Regions from separate parts of the Homo sapiens genome. Here all the other regions are linked to region 2. The links are chromatin loops, found by intact Hi-C in ENCODE. Cell type or tissue: Caco-2. All regions are shown on one strand. Each heading gives the region's core, and the rest is flanking DNA. Links, peaks and the distances in the headings are about the cores only.

Region 1 (8,445 bases), core at 1,716-6,715, 99 kb after region 2:
GTAGCGCACACCTGTAGTCCCAGCTACTTGGGAGGCTGAAGCAGGAGGATTGCTTGAACCCGGGAGGTGGAGGTTACAGTGAGCCGAGATGGCTCCACTTTACTCCAGCCTGGGTGACAGACTCAGATGCTGTCTCAAAAAATATATAAATAAATAAATAAATAAATAAATAAATAAATAAATAACACACTTCCTCCCTACTCAGGCTCTAAATCAATTGAGGGGGGAAAAAAGTCAGAAGATGGATTATCTTCTGATGAAGGCTATAGGCTGTAGAATGTGGCTGAGTGTGTCCTTGTATCCTAATAAGACAGACTGTCCCATCAGTCACAAGCAGCGGTGGACCGGAGCACCCTCCCATGTGGAGGGAGAGAATTTGTGCTCCCTTCTTGATCCTCAGATACCAGGAAGAGGAAGACACGGCAACTCATGCCCAGTTTCTCCTGGGGCTGGGAATATGCTAATGCTCTCCTTTCCCTATGTGCAGGAGTAAGGGCTGAAGAGGAGGCTGGAGCGTTATAGTAGTTGATGGCCCTTCACACCAAAGGAAATATCTGGAGTAGGAGGAAGCATTTTCTTCTCCAAAAATTCTTTTTTTTTTTTTTTTTTTTTTTTTAAGAAAACAGCCTTGCTTTGTCACCCAGGCTGGAGTGCAGTGCAGTGGTGCAGTCTCAGCTTACTGTAACCTCCGCCTCCCATGTTCAAGCAATTCTCCTGCCTCAACCTTCCGAGTAGCTGGGATCACAGGCGCCCGCCACCATGCTCGGCTAATTTTTGTATTTTTAGAAGAGCCAGGGTTTCACCATGTTGGCCAGGCTGGTCGCGAACTCCTGACCTCAAATGATCCACCCGCCTCGGCCTCCCAAAGTGCTGGGATTACAGGCATGAGCCACCGTGCCTGGCCCCAAAAGTCTTACTATTTCTTGGATTATACAATAACTTTGAGGATGTGAAGCAAGCTATGAACCACCATCCAAGGAAAATGCACGTAGGTCTTGTCATGGACTTTTGTATCCCTTTCCCTGTCTTCTGGTTTCTGTAGCTCCAATTTTTCTTTTAGGAACTGTTCCTCTTCCATTCTGTGTGAAGTAGTGGTGCTGCCAATCAGTATGCTCCGCCTTCCCTTGGTGACAAGGGTTGGGCATGTGATCCACTCTGTCCAATCAGAGAAGCCTGTTCTCCTAGCCCTATTGTTTCAGGAATAGGCATGTGATTTAAAGCAGCCAATCAGGGAAAGACAACTCAGGGAGGCGTGACATACTTTCCTTAAGAATACTGACCAGTTTGGGCAGGGTGGCTCATGCCTGTAATCCCAGCACTTTGGGAGTCCCAGGCGGGCAGATCACGAGACCAGGAGTTTGAGACCAGCCTGGCCAACATGGTGAAACCTCATCTCTACTAAAAATACAAAGTTAGCCGGGTGTGGTGGCACACACCTGTAGCCCTAACTCGGGAGGCTGAGGCAGGAAAATTGGTTGTACCCGGGAGGCGGAGGTTACAGTGAGCAGAGATCATGCCACTGCACTCCAGCCTGGGCAATCAAGAGAGGCTTCATCTCAAAAAAAAAAAAACAAAAAAAAAAACAGGGCTGGGCACAGTGGCTCAAGCCTGTAATCCCAGCACTTTGGGAGGCCGAGGCAGGTGGATCACCTGAGTTCGGGAGTTCGAGACCAGCCTGACCAAAGTGGAGAAACCCCATCTCTACTAAAAATATAAAATTAGCTGGGCGTGGTGGCGCATGCCTGTAATCCCAGCTACTCAGGAGGCTGAGACAGGAGAATCACTTGAACCCGGGAGGTGGAGGTTGCCGTGAGCCGAGATCACACCATTGCACTCCAGCCTGGGCAACAAGAGCAAAAACTTTGTCTCAAAAAAAAAAAAAAAAACTAACCTGGAGAAAAAGTAAAGGTTAGACTCTCTGTAGATGTTTTTTTTTCTGCCAAGTAGAAAGAATCAGTCTGAAGAATGGAGCCCAACAAAGCAGAAATGTGTCTAATTAGTGAACACTTGAATCTAGTCATCAATGAAATCTGGTCTTCTGGTTACTTGAGCCACTAAATTCACCTTTGCTTTTGCCCAAGCTGCTGGAGGTAGGCTCCTGTTCTTTGGTATGTGCACACACAGAACTCGGCCTCCACTTTCCAGAAGTGCTAACTATGAGCCCAGACCTGCCTTGTATGTTAAGAGCCCCCTCTGTGAGCGGTGCCCATTATGAATTTGAAAAATGATCATCTATTCTAAAACATTCAAACACATCTTGCTGCTGCATTTGGGGCAGCAATACTTGCTTCTTCATGTTGGCACCGTTTCTGCCTGTCAGCAACTTGGAAACCATACTGAAAATACAGGCCGGAGGGCATGTAGCTTAAGAGAAAACAAGTCTCATGGGTGTGTTACAATGTAGGAAATGCTAGCGAAAGTGTCTACCAGAGGATAGAGAGGTTAAAGTTCGGCCACCCTCTTTTTCTTTATATATAATGGGTGAGAGTTGGAGGTGGGAAAGGGAGAAAGAGAATCCCACCCAAACCAAAGAGGATGTTTGGACAAGTTAATCTGCGGAAAGCTCTAGAAATTTGATGCAGGGTGATGAAAAAGCTGTGGCATGATAACATCTAGTGTTTGATTAAGCCTTTCCTCTAGGCTGGATGTCATACTTAGCACTTTACATACATTGTAGCAATTCTAGTGGGTACTATTGTTATTCCCATCTTACAGATGATGAAACTAACACTGAGAGGAGTTAGAAACTTGCCCAAGGGTCCTGCTGGTAGAGCCAGGATTTGACATCAGGGCATTCTGAACCCTATATTTGCTAACCACTATGCCCTTCCTTTCTAGCTAAAGACCTGGGTTTGAATCTAGCTCTGTTACTTGCTGGTTGAGTGACCTTGAGCAAATCAACCTCTTTGAGCCTGTTGCCTCATGTAGAAAATTCAGGGAGTAGGCCGGGCGTGGTGGCTCACACCTGTAATCCCAGCACTTGGGAGGCCGAGGCAGGCAGATCACAGGGTCAAGAGATCGAGACCATCCTGGCTAACCAACATGGTGAAACCCCATCTCTACTAAAAATACAAAAATTAGGTGGGCGCAGTGGTGCATGCCTGTAGTCCCAGCTACTCAGGAGGCTGAGGCAGGAGAATCACTTGAACCCGGGAGGCAGAGGTTGCAGTGAGCCAAGATCGAGCCACTGCACTCCAGCCCAGGCAACAGAGCAAGACTCTGTCTCAAAAAAAAAAAAAAAAAAGAAGAAGACAGAAAGAAAGAAGGAAGGAAGGAAGGAAGGGAAAATTCAGGGATTATACTAAATAATTTGTTTTCTCTCTTTCAACTCTAACATTTCAAAAATTATAATATCCCCAATCCCCCAAACTAGGATTTGTATTCCTGGCTTGAACTTTTTTCGCTCAAGACCCTATAGATTGGTTTTCCCATGGATTTCGGATCAAAAGCTTCCTTTGAATTATGTATTCCTTTGAAACGGATTCAAATGCAGGGGGATCTGAAAAGACTTCATCCTTGCTGAGTGAATCAGCATCCCGTGAACACAGGTGACAAGTTCTGACCCATCCCTTCACTGTCTGATAAGCCCAAAGGTCATGCTCTGGACTCAAACCTACTCTTCCTTCTTCCTGCCCATTTTGTGGGTTTTCTGATAAGGTGCCCTAAGGCAGCTGTAACACTGTTTTCTCTCCCTACAAACACAGTCCCCAGGGCGTGCACTCTGCCTGCAAACTTCCCAGCTGCTTCCAGCTCTCCCTCTGCCCACAGCCCTTTATTGCTGCATTCCAACAAATTAGCCATGTGACAGATTATTTTTAACTTCAATAGAGCAGCTCCCTCTCTTTTAATATATCATGCTTGGCCCACATTCCCTCGGTGAAAAGGGCACCATCGGCTACTTCTGAGAACTTTTAATTACTCCAATTGTTTGCAAAACTCTCTTAGAAGCTTGGGAAAAAAATATTGCAAGCTACAGTTCTGATTACAAGAAGAAAAGAAAATACATTTCTTTCTCCGTTCCTCTCCAGTCCCCTTACTCTCCAGTTTTCTTATTTAGTGGAGACCTGGGAATTTTCCAGGTCTTCTCAAATCCCCTCTACCCCCCTGCCACCCATTATCTAAGAGCAGGTTTTTTTAAGTATAAGTCCATCTCGAAAAAAGCTAAAGAAAAAAAGTAATAAAGTGCAAATCTAATTGGGAGGAAGGGAGGGCAGTTTCCTGAGTAACAGAGACCCCCACCCCGATCCCACACAGAACCCTAGCAGGTGAAGGATGGCAGCTCCCAAAGCACTGAATGCCCAGCCATCCTAGGTCTTGGAAGTCTCCAAGAGGGTCCTGGAGGTTGAGCTTGACACTGAGGTTGAACCTTCTATCTTGAAGTCAACTGCACGTAAACAATGAGCATCTCAGTAACCACCGCATGGGCCAAAGGCCCTTCTCCAAGTTTTCTGAACTTTCTAAATCCCAGATACTTCTCTAATTTCTTTTTCTTTCTTTCTTTTTTTTCTTTTCTTTTTTTTTTTTTTTTTTTTTTGAGATAGAGATGGAGTTTCGCTTTTTCGCCCAGGCTGGAGTGCAATGGCGCCATCTCAGCTCACTGCAACCTCTGCCTCCCGGGTTCAATCGATTCTCCTGCCTCAGCCTCCCGAGTAGCTGTGATTACAGGCGCCCACCATCACGCTCAGCTAATTTTTGTATTTTTAATAGAGACGAGGTTTCACTATGTTGGCCAGGCTGGTCTTGAACTCCTGACATCAGGTGATCCACCCACCTCGGCCCACAGGCATGAGCCACTGCACCTGGCCCATATAGTGTTCTATTGCTAATGTAAAATAAAAAAATAAAAGGAGGGGAGAAAATATAAATGTGTTATTTTATTTTTAAAATTTTTTTGGAGACAGAGTCTCATCCTGTCATCCAAGCTGGAGTGCACTGGCACGATCTCAACTCACTGCACTTTCCACCTCCCGGGTTCAAGAGATTCTCATGCTTCAGCCTCCCAAGTAGCTGGGACTACAGGCATGCGCCACCACACCTGGGTAATTTTTTGTATTTTAGTAGAGACGGAGTTTCACTACATTGGCCAGGCTGGTCTTGAACTCCTGAGCTCAGGCAATCTACCCGCCTCTGCCTCCCAAAGTGCTAGCATTATAGGCGTGAGCCACCATGCTGGGCCTGTAAAGACAAGCCTGGCCAACATGATGAAACCCTGTCTCTACTAAAAATATTTAAAACATGTTATTTTAAACATGTACAAAATATCTATCTAGGGGAAGGTATTCTAGGAACTGGTAGAACTGGGGAAGGGAACTGGGCAACTGGACAACATAGATGGGGAAACAAATTTCACTTTATACTCTTTGTATCCTCAGAATTTTTAAATTATGTGAATGCATAACCTAATCCAGTATAATTACATTTTTTTTAAGTTGAAAGGAATATTTGGCAGTATTTCCAAGCACCTGGGCCCTCGAGATATGAGAAACGCCCACCATTTATGAATTGGGGCAGGAGGAAAGGGCCAGATCCCAGCTGTCACTCACTGTAGTCATGAACCGAAGCCATAGCATCACTATAGTAAGATAAAAGAGGTACCAAGAGGACAGGAGGAAACAAAATCAGTCTTGAGTCACATATGGGCATCATGGGTATTTATAAAAGGCTTAGACGGTTCCTTCCTAAATTTGAATTTATGTCAAGAGATAATCATTTCAGGAAGTGTGAGTTCCTCTCTTCAAACTGTTTTGGACAATCCCATTCTGATATGAGCTGCATAGAGCCAAGCTCATTTATAGGGAACATCTGTGTGGGAGGAAGGGGGGGAGTGGAAGAGCATAGAAAAGAGACCTCCTGAAGCTGAACTTGGACACCTCTTGTGTCTTTTCCTGGTTTCCTTTGAGTTGTACATTTGCTTGGTTGTGTGACAAGGAAGGTCTATGAAACTTTTATGGTCCATTATGTGGGTTTATGTATATAACATGAAAAAGTGACACGTGGAAGAGGAGTTTCACTGAAATCTGCACTCTTTTTGTGAATGTCTGTGTTCCAGAAGGTTCCTAGAGTTGTTGGATGATGGCTCTGATTACTGACTCCTTTTGACCACTAGTCAGGCAAAAAAAAAAAAAAAAAATTTGGCTTTGAATAACAAATTTATAATTATTCATCTTATTTCACAGTAAGCTACCCCTTTAAAAGTCTACCATTATTTTTTTTGTATTTTTATTAGCATTTAATTACTAGTGAATATATGGTAATACATTCTTCCCTTTTGAAAAAAATTAGAGCATTGCAGACAAAGTTTTGGTTCTCTTTAATCACTCCCCACAACGCCAGTTCCTTTCTCCCTTCCTCTAAAAAAATCACTTCTAGGAGTTTTGAGGCTATCCTCACTGACTTTTCAGTATACTTTTGCATACATATAAATGTACTCATAGAAAATAAACATGTAGTATTTTTACATGCATGTTTTTAAGAAAACAAATTATATTCTATATATTATTCTGCAGTTTGATTCTTTTCACTCAATAATATAATATTGAACACTTTATACGATTATTATAGATAGTCATTCTTTTTTTTTTTTTTTTTTTTTTGAGACAGGGTCTCCCTCTGTCACTCAGGCTGGAGTGCAGTGGCATGGTGTTGGCTCACTGCAACCTCCACCTCCAGGGCACAAGTGACCCTCCTGCCTCAGCCTCCCAAGCAGCTGGTACCACAGTCACATGCCACCATGCCCTGCTAATTTTTGTATTTTTTGCAGAGACAGGGTTTTGTCATGTTCCTCAAACTGGTCTCAAACTCCTGGGCTCAAGCAATCTGCCTGCCTTGGCCTCCCAAAGTGGTGAGGTTATAGGTGTGAGCCACTGTGCCCGGCCCTTTTTAACTTTTATACAATATTCCATTGTGCTTGGCTATTTCTCTTTTGATAGGCATTTAGATTAATTCCAACCTTTGTCTACTATAGACAATGCTTCAGTAAACTTTTTTTTAATTATACTTTAAGTTTTAGGGTACATGTGCACAACGTGCAGGTTTGTTACATATGTATACATGTGCCATGTTGGTGTGCTGCACCCATTAAGTCGTCATTTAACATTAGGTATATCTCCTAATGCTATCCCCCTCCCCCCACCCCACAACAGGTCCTGGTGTGTAATGTTCCCCTTCCTGTGTCCACGTGTTCTCATTGTTCAATTCCCACCTATGAGTGAGAACATGCGGTGTTTGGTTTTTCAGTAAACATTCTTGTACAGTTCTCATTATACACACATACAAGTACCTTATAGTCAATAAACATTCGGTCGTGCAAATAAAAAGTCAATATGCAATCTTAGAATGAGGTTTAGGTACAATGAAACTCTAAATTTACCGTTTAAAAATTGTCATCATCGTGGGCATTTTGCACCTCTGTAGATTATTATGGTGTGGCCCTGAGACTGGGGCTTGTGGAAGAACTGACTGAAGATGTTTCCTTGGCCAGGGAGAGAGAGAGAGAGCTGTAAAACACCCTTGTGAAAGGTAGGGCTGGGATACTCAAGACTGTGCTATCTAACACAGTAGCCACTAGCCACAAGTGGCTATTTAATTTTAAACTTAAGTGTGTTAAAGTTAAATCAAATTAAAAATTCAGTTCCTCAGTTATAGAAGCCACATTTTAAGTGCTCAAAAGCCACATATAATCAGTGGCTACCATATTGAGTGCGAATACAGAACATGTCCATCATTAAAGAAAGTTCTGGCCAGGCGCAGTGGCTTACGCCTGTAACCCCAACACTTTGGGAGGCTGAGACAGGTGGATCACCTGAGGTCAGGAGTTCAAGACCAGCCTGGCCAACATGGTGAAACCCTGTCACTACTAAAAATACAAAAATCAGCCGAGCGTGTTGGCAGGCACCTGTAATCCCAGCTACTCAGGAGGCTGAGGCTGGAGAATCGCTTGAACCTGGGTGGTGGAGGTTGCAGTGAGCCGATATTGTGAATTCAAGTCAGGCTCAGTAGCTCACGTCTGTAACCCCAGAACTTTGGGAGGCCATTTGGAAGATTGAGGCAGGAAGATCACTTGAGCCCAGGAGTTCAAGTCTGCATTGAGCTATGATGGCACCACTGCACTCCAGCTTGGGTGACAGAGTGAGACTGTCTCAAAAAGAAAAAGAAAAAGCAAGTTCTGTGGGACAGTACTACTCCAGAAGTTATTTTATATAGTCCTATCTAGTAGCCAATTTAAAATTTCCTTTCCTGAAATGTAATTACTTCCATTATTACTAAACCTTTGATGAAGTATTTTAAATAATAGTAAGAGCTAACATTTATTGAATGTATGTATTGGTTAGTTTTCTTTGTTGCAGAAAACAGATTTCACTCTTGCTAATTTAAACATAAAAGGATTTATTAAGGGGTATGGATAGCTCATGGACTCATTAGGGAAGTTGAAGAAATAGACACTAG
Region 2 (8,445 bases), core at 2,190-7,189:
TGTCTGCAGAGGCAACATGGAACAGTACTGGGGATCCCAGTTATGTGTATTACCCATATCAACCTGAACAAGTTACTAATTATCCATTCGGTCTCACTTTCCTCATGTGCAAAATGGGACGACAATTTACCTTAAATAAAGGTTAAAAAACATTTTATAGGCCAGGCATGGGGGTTCACTCCTGGAATCTCATTACTTTGGGAGCCTGAGGCAGTAGGATTGCTTGAGGCCAGGAGCTCAATAACAGCCTGGGCAACATAGCGAAACCTTGTCTCTACAAAAAATACAAAAATTAGCTGGGCATGATGACATACACTTGTAGTCCCAGCTACTCGGGAGGCTGAGGCAGGTGGATCACCTGAGCCCAGGAGTTAGGGGCTGCAGTGAGCTGATTATCCCTTTGCACTCCAGCATGGGTGACAGAGCAAGACCCTGTGTCTAAAACGAAAACAAAACAAAAAACAAGTCTTCATGTCTCTCTCCTTTATTTATGCTAAATAATTACAGGCTATCTCGATTATCCTTGGTCTCTAAAATTATAAAAGTTAATTCTGAACAATAAAAAATTATTATTATTATCTTTTAGACATATGAGCTCATTCTCTCTCTCAGGCTGGAGTACAGTGGCTCAGTCACAGCTCAGCTCACTGCAGCCTTGACCTCCCAGGCTCAAGCAATACTCCCACCTCAGCCTCTTGAGTAGCTGGAACCACAGGCACGCATCACCACACCTGGCTAATTTTTGTACTTTTTTTTTTTTTGAGATGGAGTCTTGCTCTGTTGCCCAGGCTGGAGTACAGTGGTGCTATCTCGGCTCTCTGCAACCTCTGCTTGAGGTTCAAGCTTGTACCCAGGTTCAAGCGATTCTCCTGCCTCAGCCTCCTGAGTAGCTAGCTGGGACTATAGGCACACACTACCACGCCTGGCTAATTTTTATATTTTTAGTAGAGAGGGAGGTTTCACCATGTTGGCCAGGCCAGTCTTAAACTCCTGACCTCAGGTGATCCACCCACCTCAGCCTCCCAAAGTGCTGGGATTACAGGTGTGAGCCACCACACCCGGCCAATTTTTGTATTTTTTGTGAAGACGGGGTTTCACCATGTTGCCCAGCCTGGTCTTGAACTCTTGAGCTCAAGTGATCCGCCTGTCTCATCCTCCCAAAGTCCTGGGATTACAGGTGTGAGCCACTGCACCCAGCTAAAGAATTATTTCTAAAGAACATTTTGAATGAGGAGACAGGAATAAGTAGGATCAGATTTTATTTTGAAAGTAATAATTACAAAACTTTTTGGAACCCCACATATTGGTATGTATAAATGAAATGGAACCATTTTTTATCTGTAATTCCAGGGAGTTCACAACAAATGCCCTGGGCTAAAACATCAGCAATCTGAGTTGATTTTTTAAAATCTGGTCTTAACACCTGGGCTACAGCTTCAGTGGGTCAAGGCTGCTCTTGACAATGGCTGTCATTCTCAGACGAGAGAAGCATCATATTCTCACCAGGACTTAATTAGGAATCTGGATTCTATTAATACTATTAATTTCTTCCCCAAAGGCAAGAAAATCTTGGGATTACAATTCATGATTCTCATTGTACAGTGTCTAGTAGGTTAGAATTATTCTTTCATTATTTTGCTCCTCCCTGTCTTTGTCTTTTCTTTTTTTCTTTTTTTTTTTTTTTTTTTTTTGAGACAGGGTCTTGCTCTGTCACCCAGGCTAGAGTGCAGTGGCACAATTTTGGCTCATTGCAACCTCTGCCTCCTAGGTTCAAGCGATTCTTCTGCCTCAGCCTCCCAAGTAGCTGGGATTACAGGTACCCACCACCATGCCTGGCTAATTTTTGTATTTTTAGTAGAGAAGGGTTTTACCATCTTGGCCAGGCTGGTCTCGAACTCCTGACCTTGTGATCCACCCGTGTCGGCCTCCCAAAATGCTTAGATTACAGGCATAAGCCACTGTGCCTGGCCGCCTTTTTTTTTTTTTTTGCCCACCCCCAGTTGGGAGTCTTGCTCTGTTACCCGGGCTGGAGTGCAGTGGCGTGATCACAGCTCCCTGTAGCCTCAACTCCTGGGCTCAAGCGATCCTTCTGTCTCAGCTTCCCGAGTAGCTAGGACTACAGGCACATGCCAATCACCACATCTGGCTACTTTTTGTATTTTTTGTAGAGATGGGATCTCACTGTGTTGCTCAGACTGGTCTCCTGGACTCAAGCAATCCACCTGCCTCAGTCTCTCAAAGTACTGAGATTACAGGCATGAGTCAATGCGCCTGGCCCCACATTTCCTTTATTCATTCATCAGTTGATGGACATTTGGGTTGTTTTCATTTTTTGGCTATTATGAATAATGTTGCTATGAACATTCGGGTACAAGTTTTGGTGTGGACTTTTCTTTTTTTTTTTTGGAGACGGAGTCTCGCTCTATCACCCAGGCAGAAGGGCAGTGGCGCGATCTTGGTTCAATGCAACCTCTGCCTCCCGGGTTCAAGCGATTCTCCTGCCTCAGCCTCCTGAGTAGCTGGGATTACAGGTGTGCACCACCATGCCCAGCTAATTTTTGTATTTTAGTAGAGATGGGGTTTCACCATGTTGGTCAGGCTGGTCTGGAACTCCTGACCTCAAGTGATCTGCCTGCCCTCGGCCTCCCAAAGTGCTGGGATTACAGGCTTGAGCCATCACATCTGGCTGACATGTTTTCATTTCTCTTTGGCATATGCCTAGGAGTTAAATTTCTGGGTCATGTGCCTCTTTATACTTTTCTTTTCTTTTCTTTTTTTTGAGGCAGAGTCTCGCTCTGTCGCCCATGCAGGAGTGCTGTGGCGCGATCTCGGCTCACTGCAAGCTCCGCCTCCCGGGTTCACGCCATTCTCCGGCCTCAGCCTCCTGAGTAGCTGGGACTACAGGCGCCCACCACCATGCCCGGCTAATTTTTTGTATTTTTAGTAGACAGGGGGTTTCACCGTGTTAGCCAGGATGACCTCGATCTCCTGACCTTGTTATTCGCCCGCCTCGGCCTCCCAAGTGCTGGGATTATACGCGTGAGCCACCGCGCCCAGCCCTATACTTTTCTTTTTTTTCTTTTTCTTTTTGAGACAGAATCTTGTCGCCCAGGCTGGAGTGCAGTGGTGTGATCTTGGCTCACTGCAACCTCCACCTCCAGGGTTCAAGTGATTCTCCTGTCTCAGCCTCCCGAGTAACTGAGATTACAGGCATGGACCACCACACCTGGCTAATTTTTGTATTTTTAATAGAGATGGGGTTTCACCATGTTGGCCAGGCTGGCCTCCAACTCCTGACCTCAAGCAATCTGCCTGCATCAGCCTCCCAAAGTGCTGGGATTATTGGCGTGAGTCACCGCGCCCGACCTCTCTTTATACTTTTCAAGAGAATCATATGAATTACCTACTGCTGTGTAGAAAATTGCCCCAAAACTTTATGGCTTAAGATAACAATAATAATAATAATAATATATAATAATAAGATAACAAGAGTTTCACTCCTGTTGCCCAGGCTGGAGTACAGTGGTGCGATCTCGGCTCACTGCAATCTCTGCCTTCCGAGTTCAAGCGATTCTCCTGCCTCAGCCTCCCGAGTAGCTGGGATTACAGGTGCCTGCCACCACGCCTGGCTAATTTTGTATTTTTTGTAGAGACAGGGTTTCTCCATGTTGGTCAGGCTGGTCTCAAACTCCCGACCTCAGGTGATCCACCTGCCTTGGCCTCCAAAGTGCTTGGATTACAGGCGTGAGCCACTGTGCCTGGCAGAAAACAATAATTATTATCACTCACAGTTTCTGAGGGTCAGGTGTTTGGAGCCCTCCAGGTTGCTCGTGAGGCTGCAGTCAGATGCTGGTCAGTGTGGCAAGGATCCGAAGGCTTGGCCTGGAGCTAGAGGATCCACACTGAAGGTGGTTCACTCACATAGCTGGCAAGTTGGTGCCAGCTATTGGCTGGGCGCCTCAGGTCCTGTCCACATGGACACCTGAGTATGCTCAAAGAACTTGGCTTCCTCCAAAACAAGCTAGACAAGAGATGAGTGTGGAAGCTGCATTATCTTTTATGACTAAGCATCGGATGTCACACCCAGTCACTGTCACCCTATTGTATTGTTCATGTATGCCAGCCCTGATTCATAGGAAAGGGACTACAGGAAGAGGTGGATACCAGGGGTGGTAGGATCAGCAGGGACCATCTTGGTGTCCCATCCAAGTACTAACGAGGCCCATCCTTGCTTAGCTTCCAAGAAAAGATGTGATCAGGATGGGCGTGATGGGTAGTGCCTGTAATCCCAGCACTTTGGGAGGCCGAGGCAGGCAGATCACAAGTTCAGGAGATCGAGACCTCCTGGCTAACAGGGTGAAACCCCATCTCTACTAAAAATACAAAAAATTAGCTGGGTGTGGTGGCGGGCACCTGTAGTCCAGCTACTCGGGAGGCTGAGGCAGGAGAATCGCTTGAAGCAGGGAGGCTGCAGTGAGTCGAGATTGTGCCACTGCACTCCTGGGTGACAGAGTGAGACTCCGTCTCAAAACAAAACAAACAAACAAAAAAAGATGAGATCAGATGCATTCAAGGTGCTATGGCCGTAGACCGGGATCATCCTGGAGGCTGGCTGATTTCAAACAGGTTGATTTCAAGGCTCTGTTCTCTTATTCCTGAGGAAATAATCCAGATGTATACACCCCAGGCTGGAGATCAAAAATTACATGTCTGCTGAGCACCTGTAATCCCAGCTCTTTGGGAGGTCGAGGCAGGAGGATCACTTGAGCCCAGGAGTTCAAGACCAGTCTGGGAAACATAGAGACTCCAACTCTTTTTTTTTTTAATAAAAATAAACAATTTTTTTTAATTACATCTCAAAATTGGCCAAGTCCTGACAGCAGGATCTGTCAGGATCTGTGATTTGCTTCCTCTTCTTGGTGAATTGAACAGCCTGCAGTGGAAAGTCCTATCTCTCCTGCTGGGGAATTTGAGGAGAAAGAGAACCTTAGTGCACTATGTAATAGAAATAAGATAATGAAGTCCAAGACTGCATGTTGCCCTTGGGCTGACACAGCCTGAAAGAGCCAGCCCTTTGTCTCTCTATCTACAGCAGCAAAACCTTCCTGGAATGTCATTTGAGTTATTCCACCCAGTGGTCCAATTCACTTTCTCTCCTGGCACATCAGCAAGTTACTTATTAAGCATCTACTGTGTACCCAAGAGCAAATCCCAGGATCATTTGAGACTAGTGTAGATGGATAAGCCAGAACTGCCCAGGCATGACCAAAATAGATGTTGTCAAACCCACCTGTCCGGAGGCTTCAAAGGCAAGGAACTGAAAAGTATTTCTTTCCTTTTTTTTCCCCCTGAGTTAGCATTTAGAGAAGTCACAGCCACGAGAATGCTTTCAGATTTACTTTCATTTAGAAAACTCCCAAGGACATGAGAGACAAAGAAAGATTGAGCAACACTTCTAGATGAAAGAAGAGTAATAGCACCTGACAACAACATGTAATGCGCATCCTGATTGTAGCCTGGACTGAGAAAAAATAGCTGTAAGATACGTGATTGGAAACTGGTGAAATTTGGCATACCAATTATAGATTAGATAACAGTATTCAGTATTAGATAACAGGATCAAGTTTAACTTTCCTACATTTTCTTTTTCTTTTTTGAGATGGAGTCTTGCCCTTATCGCTGAGGCTGGAATGCAATGGTACAATCTCGGCTCACTGCAACCTCCGCCTCCCGGGTTCAAGTGATTCTCCTGCCTCAGCTTCCTGAGTAGCTGGGATTACAGGTGCCCGCTACCATGCCTGGCTAATTTTTGTATTTTTAGGCAAGACAGGGTTTCACCATGTTGGCCAGGTTGGTCTCAAACTCTTGACCTTGTGATCCACCTGCCTCGGCCTCCCAAAGTGCTGAGATTACAGGTGTGAGCCACCGCACCCAGCCTAACTTTCCTATATTTTCTAATTATATTTTGGTCATATAATAAAACAGATTTGTTCTTAGGAAATACACACTCAAAGATTAGTGTATAAATGTGTCCACAACTTAACCTTCAAGTTGTTCAGGAAAAAAAGTATACAAACACACACACACACACACACACACACACACACACACACACGTTTATGGAGAAAGGAAGAGAAAGAGATAATCCCAGCACTTTGGGAGGCCGAGGTGGGTGCATCACTTGAGGCCAGGAGTTCAAGACCAGCCTGGCCAACATAGTGAAACCCCGTCTCTACTAAAAATACAAAAATTAGCTGGGCATGGTGGCACATGCCTGTAATCCCAGCTACTCAGGAGGCTGAGGCAGGAGAATCGCTTGAACCTAGTAGGCAGAGGTTGCGGTGGGCCAAGATTGCACCCATACACTCCAGCCTAGGTGACACAGTGAAACTCCATCTCAAAAAAAAAAAAGAGAGAACAAATGCAACAGGACGTTATTAATGCATCTGAGTGAAAGATATGCAAGAACTCCTTATAATATTCTGTTTGTTTCTTTTGTGTAAATTTGAAATTTTTCAAAATAAAAAGTTTTTAAAAAATGAAAGGAGGCCAGGTGCAGTGGCTCACACCTGTAATCCCAGCAATTTGGGAGGCAGAGGCAGAAGGATTGCTTGAGGCCAGGAGTTTGAGACCAGCCTGGGCAATATAGTGAGACTCTCTCTCTATTTAATTTAATTAAATAAAAAATGTTAAAAAATAAAAGGAAACTGCTGAGGCTCTTCTGTCAAAGACAGGACAGGAGAGGCCGTGGTGTCATCATTTGTTCATGGAATGTGGAATGGTAAGTAGAGGTCGAGGTCAGATGGCTACCCGCATGGCCATGCTGCTGCTGTGTCTTGGGAGCTGGAGGTGACAACTGTCTGAGTTGACAGCATCTCCTGGCAGCTGTTAGGAAGCCCAGCACTACCAAAACTTTGCACTGTCCTTGTGACCCTAGGGTCAGCCCCTCAGTCAGTCTCTACATGTTTCACCCCTACCTCTGATCTGGGGACATCTCAGTGGCTCCCCGTGAGGTCTCAGGCTAGGCCGTGTCCGCATCCGCCCTCTTGCTCTTTAAGATTGAGTACATCCTTCTGTGGAGTTGGGCCCTGGGCCAGAAGGCAGAAACCTCTCCCTTTCCCTCCAGATCAGAAGCAACCTGGCCAGAACACCATGGTATAAAACCCCCAAGTTTCCAAGAACATCTCAGAGCTGCGGAATTAACCAAATATCCTTGCGTGAGTTAGAAAACCCCTCCCCAAGATGCCACAGCATCAGAGGTTAAGGCACCCACCCTGATTCCTAGTCCAGCAGATGTGGAAGAGGCGGCCGAGAGCTCCATGAACATAAGAAACAGATCCTCCGGTCAAGGCCCAGAGAACACCCAAGTGCAACACACAGGCCCTTTGGCCTTCAGAATTCACCAAATATGAAGTCTATGAAATAGTTTCAATGCCATCCAAAACTGAGTATCACCATCGCCTGCGGGAGCCAACCCACTGCCTTCCAATTAGCAGTGAGAGGAAGTGGAAAGGGCACCAGGCCCAGGGGCTTCAAAGAAGAGGAGGTCAGGGAGATCCCTGACAAGAGAAGCAATCAGAGAGCCCCCAAGGAGATGAGCACAACGGGAGAAGAAGGCCTTTCTAGTTCCCGTGAAAGTGGTTACTGGACTCTAATGGCCCCAGGCAAGCCCACAGCCCACACAGCCCCCTCCTGGGGACAAAGCCCTTTCTCTTCCAGCTCTCAGGTGTGCAGGGGTCAGATCAGCTGGACACTATTCACAGATGATATTCTCCACCCTCCTGATTCCCAGCAATCAGGCAAATGAATCTCAGGCCCTAGCCCATAGCAAATTCTTTCTTTTTTTTTTGAGACAGAGTTTCGCTCTTGTCGCCCAGGCTGCAGTGCAATGGTGCAATCTTGGCTCACTGCAACCTCTGTCTCTCGGGTTCAAGCGATTCTCCTGGATCAGCCTCCCAAGTAGCTGAGACTAACAGGCACGTGCCACCACACCCAGCTAATTTTTATATTTTTAGTAAAGAGGAGATTTCACCATGTTGGCCAGGCTGGTCTTGAACTCCTGACCTCAGGTGATCCACCTGCCTTGGCCTCCCCATGGCGTGGGATTACAGGCATGAGCACCCAGCCCCATAGCAAATTCTTGATAGCAAACATTTTTTTTTTCTTTTTTTTTAAGACAGAGTCTCTGTCACCCAGGCTGAAATGCAGTGGCACAATCACAGCTCACTTGAGCCTTGACCTCCCAGACTCAAGCCATCCTCCCACCCCAGCCTCCCGAGTAGCTGGAACTACAGACATGCACTACCACACCTGGCTAATTTTTGCATTTTTTTTCTAGATACTAGGTGTTGCTATGTTGCCCAGGCTGGTCTCAAACTCTTGGGCTCAAGTGATCTGCCCGCCTCGGCTTCCCAAAGAACTGGGATTACAGGTGTGAGCCACCAC
Region 3 (8,445 bases), core at 1,173-6,172, 120 kb before region 2:
AATTATGCTATTAATACTGCTATTCAACCCTAAATTCAATCTAAATTAAATGCTTTTACAGTCTCCACTAGCCAATGAAAGAAATCCTGAATAAGAGCATATGCACTTTATTTATTTTATTTTATTTTATTTTATTTGAGTCAGGGTCTCACTGTGTCATCCAGGTTGGAGTATACAGACACAATCAAAGTTCACTGCAGCCTCCAACTCCTGAGCTCAAGAGATCCTCCTGCTGCAGCCTCCCGAGTGGCTGGGACCACAAATGTACACTGGCTAATTTTTTTAAAAAAACTTTTTGTAGAGACAGAGTCTCCCTCTGTTGCCCAGGCTGGTCTCAGACTCTTGGACTCAAGTGATCCTCCTGTCTCAGCCTCCCAAAGTGCCTGGATTACAGACATGAGCTGCACCTGGCCCATATGTACTTTAAATCTATGAAAATGACAGTCCTAAATAAGTGCCGGCTACTTCATGTTATGCCACAGTATCTATTTTTCTTATGTTATCTTTTAAATCAGTTCAGAAATATAAGAGAATAATGAAATTCCAGGTTTATAAACACAAGATACGAAGAAACAGAATGGGAAATCCCTAATGGAAAGGCAGCTTCTGAGGAAAGACTTCCTTAGAAAACAAAAGCAAAATCACTTAGATGAGAGAGAAAAGAGAGTGAGAGAAAGTGAGAGAGAAGGGATATGGGTATTAGATAAGGTTTCTTTTTGGAGTGATAAAAATGGCAATGGTTACACAACTCTGTATTTACATTAATAACCACTGAATTGTACCCTCTAAATGGGTAACCTTTATAGTATGTAAATTATATATCAATAAAGCTGTTTTTTTTTTTTTAAAGGAAGAGAGTAATAGAAGAAGCACAAGAAAGAATTAGACAAGAACAAGCAGGGTATCTAACAGTGCTCTAATAAACTTCATGGACAAAACCATCTCTCTTCACATAGCTTCTATATATAAAGAAGGCCAAGCTGCAAACTAATTTGTCTTTTAAGGCTCTTCTACTAGAGGATCAGGAAAATGCTGCAGGCAGTTATCCTAAATTCAGTAAAATATGTGATAAAAATCTTTATAAGTTATTGTAAACAAGAAGAAGAAATATAGACTTAATAAAATAGATGACTTCTAAACAACAGTACCCAAAAAATGTATAGGTTCAATCTGGAAGAAGGTGGTTATATCACAACTTGAACAAAGATATGACTTTTCAAATGACATAGGCTTAAAAGGGATTAAATCTTATGTCATAATTCATCACAGATCATGAAAGACTGGAATATCTGCCCAAAGGAAGGAGATGAAACTTAACAAGGATTAATGTAAGAGCTGGTAAAATCTGCTCTTGTGCAATAAACTTACATGTACTCACTCTATTTCTCTCTCTCTCTCTTTTTTAATCTAGAAGTGATTTTACTTTTGTGTTCTAAGGAACTCTTTCTTCAGTCGGCCAAGACTAGGGTGATTATTTTCTTTTTATTTATTTTTTCTCAGACATGCTCAGTTACCTTTTCAATTTTTTTGTAGAGACGCGGTCTTGCTATGTTGGCCAGGCTGGTCCTGAACTCCTGGGCTCAAGCAAGCCTCCTGCCTTGGCCTTCCAAAGTGCTAGAATTACAGGCGTGAGCCACCATGCCTGACCTGATTATTTTCTGATATATTTTTTCTATTAATGCTGCTAATAATTTGTGCGATAATGTGTAATCAACTCACCTAAATTTCATTAAAAATTTTAGTTGACCAAAATGCCACGGTAAGTGCACTGCTTAAGTATCCATGTAGTAGAATTAGGGCAAGTGCGATATAATAACTCCATTAACATAAATTATTAATATGTGTATAAGAAAAGTAGATAGGCAGAAAGGGAAGCAAGTTCAGAAGATCAAGAATCTGTCCCATGCTGGTGCATTCTCATAGAGCCCAGGGCAACTGGAAAAAGGAAATAGAAGAATGAAATCAACATTTTCAGATATTGAAAATAAATTAATGCTTCCCAATGTTGGGTGGAAAGGAAAACAATGTAAAAATGCACTGACTGGTTGGCTTGTTTAGTCATTCTGTAAACTATAATAGATCCATTTATGTCACTGATTATTTCTGGGTTAATTCAATCCTTTATTATTCAACACTGTCTACAAGAGGGTGGAAGAATTTCACTACAGTGGGTCAAATTTAAAGTAGGCAGAAATCCTATTCTGAGGCACAGGACAGTGAGAGAGAAGAAAAAAATTGGTAATTTAATAGGGCAACTTAATTTTTTATTTGTTTGTTTCTTCTCAGTTGGGCACTCTATGTCCAAAGAGCTGATCACCCAAATCCCCTTCTCTACTGCTTTACTGTTACTGGTCATTCCAGGAAGAGATGAAAAGACCTCAAGAGTGCAGGGAGATAAGCCACAGGAAACAGCTGGGAAAAGACATGCTTTTCATGCTGTACTCACTCAGCAAAATAACAACATTAATAACATAATTACAGCTACTATTTTTTGAGCACTTTGCAGGGCCAGGCTCAGTATATGTATTTTTCTCATTTAACCTCAAAACAATCAATCCTATGAGGTAGGTTTTATCAATAAAGAATGTGATATCTGTATTATAGTAAAAAAAGAAAAACACATGTGATAAGAGAAAGATGATAAAGTTTAGGACAGCGGCTTCCTTTGATGGGAGACAGGAGGAGTAGAAATAAGCTGAGCTACACAATGGGTTCACAGGTGTTCTTTTTACTGAAGTATATAATCAAATAAAATATATACAACAAAATTAGGGCTATACACGGATAGAGCACAGCCTCACAGAGATGCTACAAGGCTTAAATAAGTTGATCTCTTGAAAAGAAGTCTAAGTTCTTATTCTTTCTTAGAATTTTCATCCCTACCTCCCTACCTCACCCTTGTTGACCTAAGAGCTGGCATTTGGTGTTCAACTGCTTTCGGGTCAGAGAGTAAAAATCAAAATAGTCAGAGAGAGCCCATCTACTTTATGACTTTTCTCAAGACTGTCTTATTTACTTTCAAATAGTAAAATAAAGTTGTACAACTAATACTATGGACTTGCATCTATACAGAGGTGGATAATAAAAACGGGGAAAAAAGCTCCGTAAATAAGATGTTTCTGTTTCGTTGTCAAGTAAGCAGCTAAAGAGAAATAAATATCTGTGGTAAAAAAGAATGTTCCTTTGTGTTGGGAATGCTTTAAAAATCTAACAAGAAGTAAACTAATGCTCACAACAGATATTAGTTACTCAAACAATGAATGCTCTCTGATATGAAATGCAAACATTATAATCCTGAAAAATCCATTTCTAAACATTTTAATCTTTTTTTAAATATTAGATTTTACTTTAAAAAAAACCTCTAAATGTGAAGCTACTCTTGGAATCTGAAAGAGTTAGAAAAAACCTTCAGAAAATGGTTTGGGAATGAAATGCCTTACTCTTCCACCTCTCCATTAACTATCTCAATCAGCTGGTAAATTCCAAGGTTATAATTTCACATTAAATATTCTAAAACAAAATGCCTGGCATCTACAATGTGCCAACATCGTTCTGCATTGAAGAGAGACAGCATTCATTTTGTTAAAAACACTTCAAGCTTGACAGTCATCATACTTGGCATCTCTACTGGAAAAAATGTACTGGCTGCAGGTCCACTGGATATTCAGTTTCTAAAAGAGTATGCAGTCCAAGAATAACTGGTAGGTAATGCTCTGTCTTAACAAATTTTTCTCAATTTCTAAGTTTAAGCCAATTTACTAGTCTGCTGCCACATATTTACTTATTCATAGCACTTCTGCCAGGCTGTATTTAATTACTGTTTTCCTAAAACAATCTAGTGTTTTAAAGTAATTTTAAATAATATACAGCAGTATAAATTATATCAATTTGGGGAAGAAGAAAACTAACTTGAGTTCTACAGAGTTTTTTTTTTTTTTTTTGAGATGGAGTTTCGCTGTTGTTGCCCAGGCTGGAGTGCAATGGCACGATCTCAGCTCACCGCAACCTCCACCTCCCCGGTCCAAGCAATTCTCTTGCCTCAGCCTCCCAAATAGCTGGGATTACAGGCATTCGCCACCACGCCCAGCTAATTTTGTATTTTTAGTAGAGACAGGTTTTCTCCATGTGTTGGTCAGGGTGGTCTCGAACTCCCGACCTCAGGTGATCCGCCCACCTTGGCCTCCCAAAGTGCTGGGATTATAGGCATGAGCCACCGTGCCCGGCCTTCCACAGACAATTTAATATAGTATAACATATCTTTTTTCTACTAGGTATTATTTTTCACTCAAAAACTTTAAAATTATGTTCAGCCAGGCAAAGTGGCTCATGCCTGTAATCCAGGCATTTGGGAGGCCAAGTTGGGAGGATCACTTTAGCCCAGGAGTTTTGAGACCAGCCTAGGCAACACAGCAAGACCCTGTCTTTACAAAAAAATACAAAAATTAGCCAGGTGAGGTGGTGCAAGCCTGTAGTTCCAGCTACTCGGGAGGCTGAGGTAGGAGGACTGCTTGAGCCCAGGAGGTCAAGGCTGCAGTGAGCCATGATTGTGCCACTGCGTTCCAGCCTGGGTGACAGAGCAAGGCCCTGTCTCAAAAAAAAAAAAAGAAAAGAAAATTGTTCTCTAAATAACCTCTTAGCATGAAAGACAGAATGGAATATACCAGTCACCTAACTATTCTGATTATATTTTAAATTTCTTTGTTATTTTCTGAAGAAATTTCTTGAGTCTATCCTAGAAGGAACAAAACTCTCTAGTTATCAAGAATCCATACACCACTGAGTAAAACATTTATGGTTTATTTATAATTTTTAGATATCTTACAAGAGTACCTTTTCAATAGAGCTTTAAGAACTTTGAGGCTGGGCACGGTGGCTCACGCCTGTAATCCCAGCACTTTGGGAGGCCGAGGCGGGCGGATCACAAGGTCAGGAGATCGAGACCATCCTGGCTAACACGGTGAAACTCCATCTCTACTAAAAATAGAAAAATTAGCCGGGCGTGATGGTGGGCGCCTGTTGTCCCAGCTACTCGGGAGGCTGAGGCAGGAGAATGGCGTGAACCCGGGAGGCGGAGCTTGCAGTGAGCCGAGATCGCGCCACTTACTCCAGCCTGGGTGACAGAGCCAGACTCCATCTCAAAGAAAAAAAAAAAAAAAAAAGAACTTTGGACTCAGATGGAGTCCAAGAGGAATAAGAGGGCTCAAAGGAGGGTATCAGAAGCCTAGAGGGGAGGGGGAAGGATACCTATAGAGAATAGGGGGAGGCCTGGGAAGGGATTTCAGAGCTTAAGCAGGGTGAGGAGGACATAAATGAGTGGATGAGAGGGGCAAGAGATATTCTAGATGCAGAGTCTGAGCAACATGAAGAAAGTATCTATATAGGACAGCCTAGTGTGTGGTGTCAGAGCCTAAGCAGGGTGAAGAATATATGAATATCTGTGCAGGGGAGGATGGCTCAGGTTGGGATGTTAGTGCCCAAGAGGTGGGATGAGGACAGCATCCACGCAAGAAAGAAGGCTGATGCACAGGGGGTCTGCCTAGGGTGGGAGGTGGGAACCCAAACAGAACGCAAATCTCCATATGGATGGACAGCCTAGCCCAAGGAGTAAAAGCATGAATAGAATGAGAAGGATCTCTGTGGAGTGAGCAGGGAGAGCCCAGGATAAAATGCCAGAGCCAGAGAAGGGTGAGGAGGGTATCCATGCAAGGGGCAACCAACAGAGGGTATCATAACCTAAGTAGTAATGAGGATGTCCACATAGAAGGATTGCCTAAGGTTGGTTATCAGAGGTTACCCGGCAGGTATAAATAGTGTGTTCACTGGGCAAGAGAGGGGGAGCCCAGCACGGGGAGTTACAATCCAAGCAGGGTGAGGAGGGCATGTGAGGCCTTGGAGCCTGAGCTGAATAAGGAGGGCATCTGTGTAGAAGGGTTGCCTACGGTGGGAAAGTAGAAGACTGACTAAAGAGGGCATTTCCGTAGATAGGCAGCCTGGCATGGGGTGTTGGAGTTCAAATGGGGTAGGGAAGACATCTATCGGGGTTGAGGGAGCAGAAGCAAAGGGCAGTTTTAGGTAGGATTCAAAATCCTAGCAGGATGAGCAAGATAGGAGGCTATCTACCTAGTAGGGCTGCCCAAAGTGGGGAGTAAGAAACCAAGTAGACTGGAGGGTATTCACAGGAGAGCAGGAGGACAGCCCCAGGTGTCAAGAGCATCCATGTAGGAGGCAAGCTATGAGAGGCCAAGTTGGGTAATTAGGGTATTAATGTGTCAGAAAGCAGGAGGCAGTAGCAATGGGAGATTGGTTACAACAGGAGATTGATCAAATAAGTAAACATAGTAAGATGAAAGGAAATCAAGTTTCTCAATAAGATGAAAGGAAATCAAGTTTGTCAAACAGTGAGTTACAAACAGAGAGAGAAAAGAAGAAGGAACCCTACGGTATTGCATTGCAACGGGAGGTACTGATGTGAACTCATCAGTCAATATGTACAGATAGAAAAATATAGGTATAAATGTGTATATATACCTGTGTGTGTGTGTACAGACATATAAATATACATATATTCCCTAGCTTCTGTCCTCTGAAAGGTCCTAGGAGAAGCAGCACCCCAAAAGTAACCAGGGCTTTTCAGAGAAATAGTATCAGGGCTGGGACAGGCAAAATACAAGATGAACCTGGAATGTCTTGTTTTGCTAAAGGTAAGAAAGTACTCAAAGAATTACGGGGGCATATCAAAAGGACACAAAAGACAGCATGGGTTGGGTGCGGTGGCTCATGCCTGTAATTCCAGCACTTTGGAAGGCCAAGGCAGGCAGATCACCTGAGGTCACAAGTTCGAGAGCAGCCTGGCCAACATGGCAAAACGTCGTCTCTAGTAAAATACAAAAATTAGCCAGGCATGGTGGCACGTGCCTGTAATCCCAGCTACTTGGGAGGCTGAGGCAGAAGAATCTCTTGAACCCAGGAGGAGGAGGTTGCAGTGAGCCGAGGTCGCGCCACTGCACTCCAGCCTGAGCAACAGTGAGACTCCATCTCAAAAAAAAAAAAAAAAATTTAGCTGGGAGTGGTGGTGGGTGCCTATAGCCCTAGCTGCTCAGGAGGCTGAGGCACAAGAATTGCTTGAACCCAGGAGGAGGAGGCTGCAGTGAGCCAAGATCGTACCACTGTACTCCAGCCTGGGTAACAGAGCAAGATTCTGTCTCAAAAAAAAAAAAAAAAGGAAAAAGAAAACCATAAAAGTCCAGGAAACACCAAGGAATGATTTCAGATTCAAAGAAACTAAAGAGATATGACAACTAAATGGACATATAATTCTAAACTGGATCCTTTTGCTATACAGGAAATTACTGGGACAATTTGCAAAACCCAAATAGGATCTAAGGACAAGGTGAAAAAAATGTATTGATGTTAATTTTTATTTTGATAGCTATATTGTGGTTACATAAGGGAATATTCTTATTTGTTGGAAATACCAAAGTATTGGGAGGCAATGAGGAAACATGTCAGCAACTTATTCTCAAATGATTCAGAAAAAAAGCAATAAATTATTTGCACTATATTCACAACTCTTTTGTAGGTTCAAGATTGTTCCAAAAAGTGCATTCAGGCATACATTTCATTAGGAATTTATTAATTACTACGGATTCAAAAAATTCAGCTATGTAACTGTAGCTTCATATTATAAGATCTCAATTTGCAAAGAAATGAATCTATCAGAGTAAACAAACTTATTTCATGTCTTCATTTTTAGGTATCTGGCAATCAAAAACCAATCTAGGGCCGAGCGTGGTGGCTCGTGCCTGTAATCGCAGCATTTTGGGAGGCAGAGCTGAAGGACTGCTTGATCCCAGGATGTCAAGGCTGTAGTGAGCTGTGATTGTGCCACTACATCCTAGGCTAGGTGACAGAGCAAGACCTTGTCTCAAAAGAAAAAAAAAAAAGAGAGAAAGAGAAGAAAAGAAAGAAAAGAGAGAAAAGACCAATCTACCTTGTTCTCCCTCTCACTTTTGCTACACTTTCTGTTTAAAATCAAACAAAACCAAATATTTTAGTTGAAAAAGGCAACAGAATCTTGGTTACAACACATACCATGAGTCTTCTCTTGGTCATATAATTACTTGTTTGACATCTTATTTGCCACAGTCACAGGGGCTAAGTATTTTTGTCTATGCCAGCTCCTCTTCACTATCACCTTCAACCTGACAAAGCAGTAATTAAACATTCATTCAACATTTATTTAGCACCTGCACTGATCTAGGGACACAATACAAAAGAAAGTCACCCTTATTAAGCAGTTCACAGTCTAGAGATAATAAAATGAGTCAAGTTTAAAATAATGCAGTATGTGCTTTAATAAAGTATGAAGTGTTACACAACTGGAGAAGAGGGAACCTTTAATGTTATCTGTGGAGGATCTGAGAAGGCAGCACAGAGGATGTAACA

Evidence for each region. A loop is a pair of places that touch in the nucleus more often than their neighbours do. Peaks named below come from ENCODE experiments on the same cell type or tissue, not always from the same donor. Only the 100,000 strongest peaks of a DNase experiment are listed, where the experiment ranks them.
Region 1: a loop joins it to region 2, with 7 times the contacts of the local background. A loop is called at or near these places in 2 of 110 quality-filtered maps.
Region 3: a loop joins it to region 2, with 4 times the contacts of the local background. A loop is called at or near these places in 2 of 110 quality-filtered maps.

The regions. Positions count from the first base shown.
Region 1 is chr16:69,399,845-69,408,289 of GRCh38, reverse strand. No RefSeq gene overlaps it. Among named protein-coding and RNA genes, the nearest start is that of TERF2, 18 kb to the right of the region's middle. In Caco-2, for the core only: no CTCF peak of the experiment used is centred there; DNase peaks (open chromatin) are centred at 3,679 and 4,325; H3K4me3 peaks cover 648 bases.
Region 2 is chr16:69,499,061-69,507,505 of GRCh38, reverse strand. No RefSeq gene overlaps it. Among named protein-coding and RNA genes, the nearest start is that of MIR1538, 63 kb to the left of the region's middle. In Caco-2, for the core only: no CTCF peak of the experiment used is centred there; DNase peaks (open chromatin) are centred at 5,215 and 5,717.
Region 3 is chr16:69,613,655-69,622,099 of GRCh38, reverse strand. All of the region lies in intron 2 of NFAT5 (nuclear factor of activated T cells 5), which reads right to left. Among named protein-coding and RNA genes, the nearest start is that of NFAT5, 52 kb to the right of the region's middle. In Caco-2, for the core only: no CTCF peak of the experiment used is centred there; no DNase peak of the experiment used is centred there.